Regions from separate parts of the Homo sapiens genome. Here region 1 is linked to region 2. Evidence: read pairs that join two places in POLR2A ChIA-PET (ENCODE). Cell type or tissue: PC-9. All regions are shown on one strand.

Region 1 (2,500 bases), 1.3 Mb after region 2:
CTCATACTACCAGCCTGGATCCCACACCTGCCAAGGGTGAGCCAGGCACGGAGTGGCAAGGGGTGTGTAAGCAAGCACAGGGTCTGGCCACTGTGCATAGCCAAGCATGCTGGCTGCAGTGGGGCAGGGAGCTCCAGGTGCTGGCACAGGTGTTGGCTCCCTGAGAGGCTGCGGCTGGACTAGGTATACCACAAGTGGCTTCCACCACAGGAACCAGGGAACACTGTGGTGCCCAGAAGCTTGTAGACACCAGGAACTGCAGAGCCCCAAAGAGAGTGTCACAGCAATGGCTTAGGAAGCTCCTAGGTCTGGGATCTCCAAAGGCCACAGCTATTTTCACCTTCTCTCTTCTCTTCTTCTCATTGCCTGCAATGTGGCAAGTGAGGATCATGTTTCAGCTCTGTGTTATAGCTCTTCCAGTCCTGCCATTCAGCAGGTCCCGAGTTCTTGTCCCACGTCTGGGAAGAATGAAGCATGTGAAGAGGAGCATCACTGAGCGACAGAACAGCTCTCAGGACACCGGAAGCGGGTAGTCCCTTTTCACAGGCAGATCATCCCAATGAGTGTCCAGCTCTCAGCAGAGAAGAGACCAGGAGTGGGTAGCTCTTCTCCATAGGGAGGTTGTCCCAATGAGTTGAGGAGACCCAAAGTGGGTAGCTCCTTCCTGCAGCTAGTAGTCCCAATGTCTGTGTGAATCTGGCTGAGTCTGAAGTTTTTATGGGCTCAGAAGGGAGGAAGAGCATGCTGATTGGTCCATAGGCGGCCATGGGTGGGCTTGGAAAAGACACCATAAGTTCTCACTGTGGTCCACAGAACTGAGAGCCCAGCCCCCAGGCTACAGGCCTTCCCTGGCTTAAAGATGGGGTTTCACTTGGGACCCACCCTTTTCCACTCAGGAGCCTGTCTGCCTCCTGTCACCATCAACATGCTGTCCATGGCACCCAGGCTGTTCATGCTGAGAGATGCCTTCAGGCCTGAGCCGAGCTTCCCTCAGCCTCACTTCCATTTTCCTCCCATGCTCATAGGCACCCAAAGTCTGGAGGGGGTCAAGGTGGCAGGGGTTGGTGTGTCAGTACTGCCTTGAGCACACACACACCTGGCCAGCTTGTGACACCACCCGGGCTTAGCCACAACTTTGCTCTGCCCTGGAACAGGTGCCGGGATCGGGGAGAGACCAGGGAGTGGGAGCAGGCACTTCCAAGCCTGTGGGGGCAAAGAGATTTCCCAGGCCCCCAAGAGCACGGGGATGGCCAGGACCACAGCCCGTGGCTGGGTGGCTGCAGTTGTGCCCAGTAGCACAGGGCTCCCACCCCACCAACTTGGTAGAGCGCAGGGCTCCCACCTGTTCCCAGCCCTGACCGCTCCTCCCCCGTTGCAGCCAGCATCTTTGCAGCAGCTGCTACATACGGGCTGCTGCCGCCATCATAAGCAAAACCTTAACTTTTAACTTCAGAGCACTGACCCCATTTCTCTGAAGTCTGCATCTCCTGAATGGCTATTCCCAGCTTTTTGCTTGAATAAACTCTTTAAACTGGATTCTGATTCTTTCAATTATCTTAGGTTGACAGACTAGACTTTCTTCCTCCAGTCTTATATTTTCTCCTTGTCATTCCATCTACACCACCACTCCCACCAATTCAATCCATCCCACACCACTGCTTTAAGAATAGAGCAGATCCCCTCCAATCCATGGAGGATACATTCCAAGACCTCCAGTGGATGCCTGAAACCACAAATAGTACTGAGCCTATATATACTATGTTTTTTCCTATTCATACCTGTAACATTTAACTTATAAATTAGACACAGTAAGAGGATAACCCAATAACTAATAATAGAAAATTATAATAATATACTATAACAAAAGTTGCATGAATATGACCTCTCGCTCTCTCAAAACATCTAATTGTACTTGTAATATTATGAAATATTTATTTGGTTGGCTTTCCACCCAATTTTCTGGGATACAACTTCTAAATTCCTTAGAATATCTAAAGCATTGCTTTTTTGTAGGATTGGGGCTGGTCACCTGAAAGACAAATGCATGATTAGAGGGTTGGAACTTTCAGCCCCATCCCCCTAACATCCAGGGAGCTGAGACAGGCTGAATGTTAAGTTGACACCAATAGCCAAAGGTTTATTCAATCATGTCTATGTAATGAAGCCTCCCTAAACACTCATAAGGATGGGTCTGGAGAGCTTCCAGAGAGGTAAACACATGGAGGTTCCTGGAAAGTGGTATGTCCTGGAAAGGCATGGATGCTCTATGCCCCTTCCCCTATAACTTGCCCCATGCATTCTTATCTATGTTCCTTGTAATACCCTTTAATAATAAATTGGTAAGTATAAGTGCTTCCCTGAGTTCTGTGAGCCACTCCAGCAAATTAATCAAACCCAAAGGGGGAGTCATAGGAACCCAACTTGAAGTGGGTAGGAACAGAAGTTCCAGAGGCCTGAACTTGCAACTGGTATCTCAAGAGGTGGCAGTCTTGTGGGACTG
Region 2 (2,500 bases):
CAAAAAAGTATAAAAAATAATGTAACTAACAACGTACCCAGCATTATTACATCTCAACAAGGAAAATCACATTTCATTTAGGAAGCACTGAAGTGCGAGGTCACTGAAGTCATGAGTTATTGCTAATTTATTTGGAATAAGGGAGTTATCTAATTTTGCTTTGAAATCTGGAAGCCTGTACTCAAATGCTGCTAGGATTGTAAATGTATTCCATCTAGTGGGCTCAGCTGTGTCCAGAGTGGACTGGTTTTTCTAACCAATCACCTGCGTGTTCCTAAATTTAGTTCTTTGGTGTGTTTTGCCCTAATCAATGAGATATGCAGGCCTGGCCTGGCAAAAGGCCCGAATTAGCTCAAAGGTGACTGCTAAGATCATGTAGCCTATCCCAAGTATCCTGTCATACAAGTGACTTTACAGGGATTTGTTTTACTCCTTATTAGATGGAATGAGCTTTCAGTTTCATTCTTATCATTTAAGTGGATTGTGGTTTAATGTATTTGTAAAGGCATACCGTGTATCTATGCACATGTATTGTTTCCATTATGCTTTATCTCAGGCCTCATACCTTCTGCAAGGATTTTCATAATGTTTTTCTGAGTGGGAAGCCAGGAGTTCTCTCTGTGCCTCAACCCCTGCTCCCACTGCATTCATTCTCTTTGGGGGTTGCACATAGGGTTAAGGATTTCTGGTTTTCCTTTGAACAATGATTGCTGTATTAAACACAGCTTGGTAACTTTCAGCCTATTATTTGTGTAAATGGCTCTCTAGTGCTTTTAGATTTACTTAATTAAAATTCTAGAATGATGTGATTCCAGTGGGTTACATTAGTCTCACCCTTAACTTCTTCAGTCATTTTTGTCTTCTAGCCTTTTTCTTTGCAAGAGTTCTTATTGAAGACAACAGCTTAGCAGACTTCTCAACTCATAATTCATTACTTAAAAGTTAAAATAATTAAAAGCGTTTGTTGTGGAGCATAGTGGAGTTAAACTCAGCTTGATATTCATGCAACATTGCACTGCCGCAAGAATGTAGCTAACATATCCTTAAAATGAAAAGGGAAAGGTTGCAGTTCCCAGAGATTTTCTACCCATCTTTTGAGCTGAAATCATTTCATAAGTTAACCACTGAGTTTGAATGTATCATCTAGTTATAGTTTAATAGGAGGGAACAAAGGATGCACATTATCTTTTCCCTTTATACCCAGGACATAGTAAGATTCACACAACACAACTCATTGCCCAGGCATGCAAGTATTCCCATGCATGAACAGACCTCCTGTGCCTCTACGTTTTTCCCTCCCTTAGTGACAGAAAATTCACTGGACTCCAGCAAGCGCTGAGCTCTGGCAGCCATTGGCCCCAGAGCTCTACTAGGTAGAGGCTAGCTACGGAGGTGGCCAGTCCGGTGGTTTGTGTCCAGGAGAACATGGCACAGTTAGCTATTTAAATCCAACCAGGATGATGTAAGCGAGCGGGCTGAAAGAGTTAGGCGAAAGGTGAAAGGAAAGGAGAAATCTTGTCAGGCTGCATTATTTACAGTGAGCTGGGCTGAGACTAACATGCCGGCCACCTGTACACTGAGCCAAACTCCTGGCACCTCCATGCTGCCTCCTCGCAGCCCTCGAGAAAGGAGGAATCACTGCAGAAAATTATCTGATGCTAAATTATGTGGGGAGAGGGAATGGTGTAATTTTTAATATGATTTTTTTAACTGGAAGAGCAGGTCTCTCTACTTAGATAAAAACACACAGACCTGCTCTGGTTTGCAAATTACTGGAGTGTCACAGCAAAGCTGGGCTCTCTGTCTCTCTTGCTGATAAGAGAATAGTGTTTACTCTTGCCTCTGTGGTCCTAATAATCCTGAGTGAAACTTTGTAAAATGAGTTCTTGTTTTGCAGGACGAGCAAATGTTCAGGCTCAGGAAATGATGCTAAAGACACTTTGAAAAATGTAAGATGGGCTTGACACAGCATTGGCACAGGATACGTGACAGGAAGCAGCGTGGGGAGCGGTGATAACAGTCCCTGCGGCAGGCAGAGAGCTGGTTTCACACTCCAGCCTGGGTTCCCGCAGCAGGAGCGGGCTCAGTGCACTGAGGCGAGAGCCTTGTTGCACTGCAGAATGAGGGAGGAAATCTGGCTGTGCTCCTAGGGGCCTGGGTTGGGGGAGGCCTGAAGAAGCAGGAGAGGGCCCCGAGAGCACCTTCTTACCAGTGAGGGCTTGACATTCACCTGCACACACACCGCACTTTTAAAAATCGTGTTGGCTTTGGTTGGTTTTGGCCCTGCTCACACTACTTTTCCAAAGCACCTCCTGTTGACGAAGCTGGCTTTGGGACAAGAGAGGATGCATTTGTCCTTAGGGTCTCTCAGGGACAGGCCACGCAACACCACATACACAGGTGCTCAGTAAGAATTAGATGGAGCGGACAATGCTGATTACTGTTAATGACGGGGTAAGTTAATAAAGGCAAGATGCCTGTTTCCGGGCAAATCCGCCCC

The links. ChIA-PET counts read pairs that join two places held together with the same protein. Peaks named below come from ENCODE experiments on the same cell type or tissue, not always from the same donor. Only the 100,000 strongest peaks of a DNase experiment are listed, where the experiment ranks them.
Region 1: POLR2A ChIA-PET joins it to region 2 with 7 read pairs; 1 of 35 experiments calls an interaction of 5 or more read pairs at or near these places.

What each region holds. Positions count from the first base shown.
Region 1 is chr6:110,138,035-110,140,534 of GRCh38, forward strand. All of the region lies in intron 3 of WASF1 (WASP family member 1), which reads right to left. Among named protein-coding and RNA genes, the nearest start is that of WASF1, 40 kb to the right of the region's middle. In PC-9, no CTCF peak of the experiment used is centred here; no DNase peak of the experiment used is centred here; H3K27ac peaks cover 64 bases.
Region 2 is chr6:108,796,757-108,799,256 of GRCh38, forward strand. No RefSeq gene overlaps it. Among named protein-coding and RNA genes, the nearest start is that of LINC00222, 46 kb to the left of the region's middle. In PC-9, no CTCF peak of the experiment used is centred here; a DNase peak (open chromatin) is centred at 1,515; H3K4me3 peaks cover 1,231 bases; H3K27ac peaks cover 1,942 bases.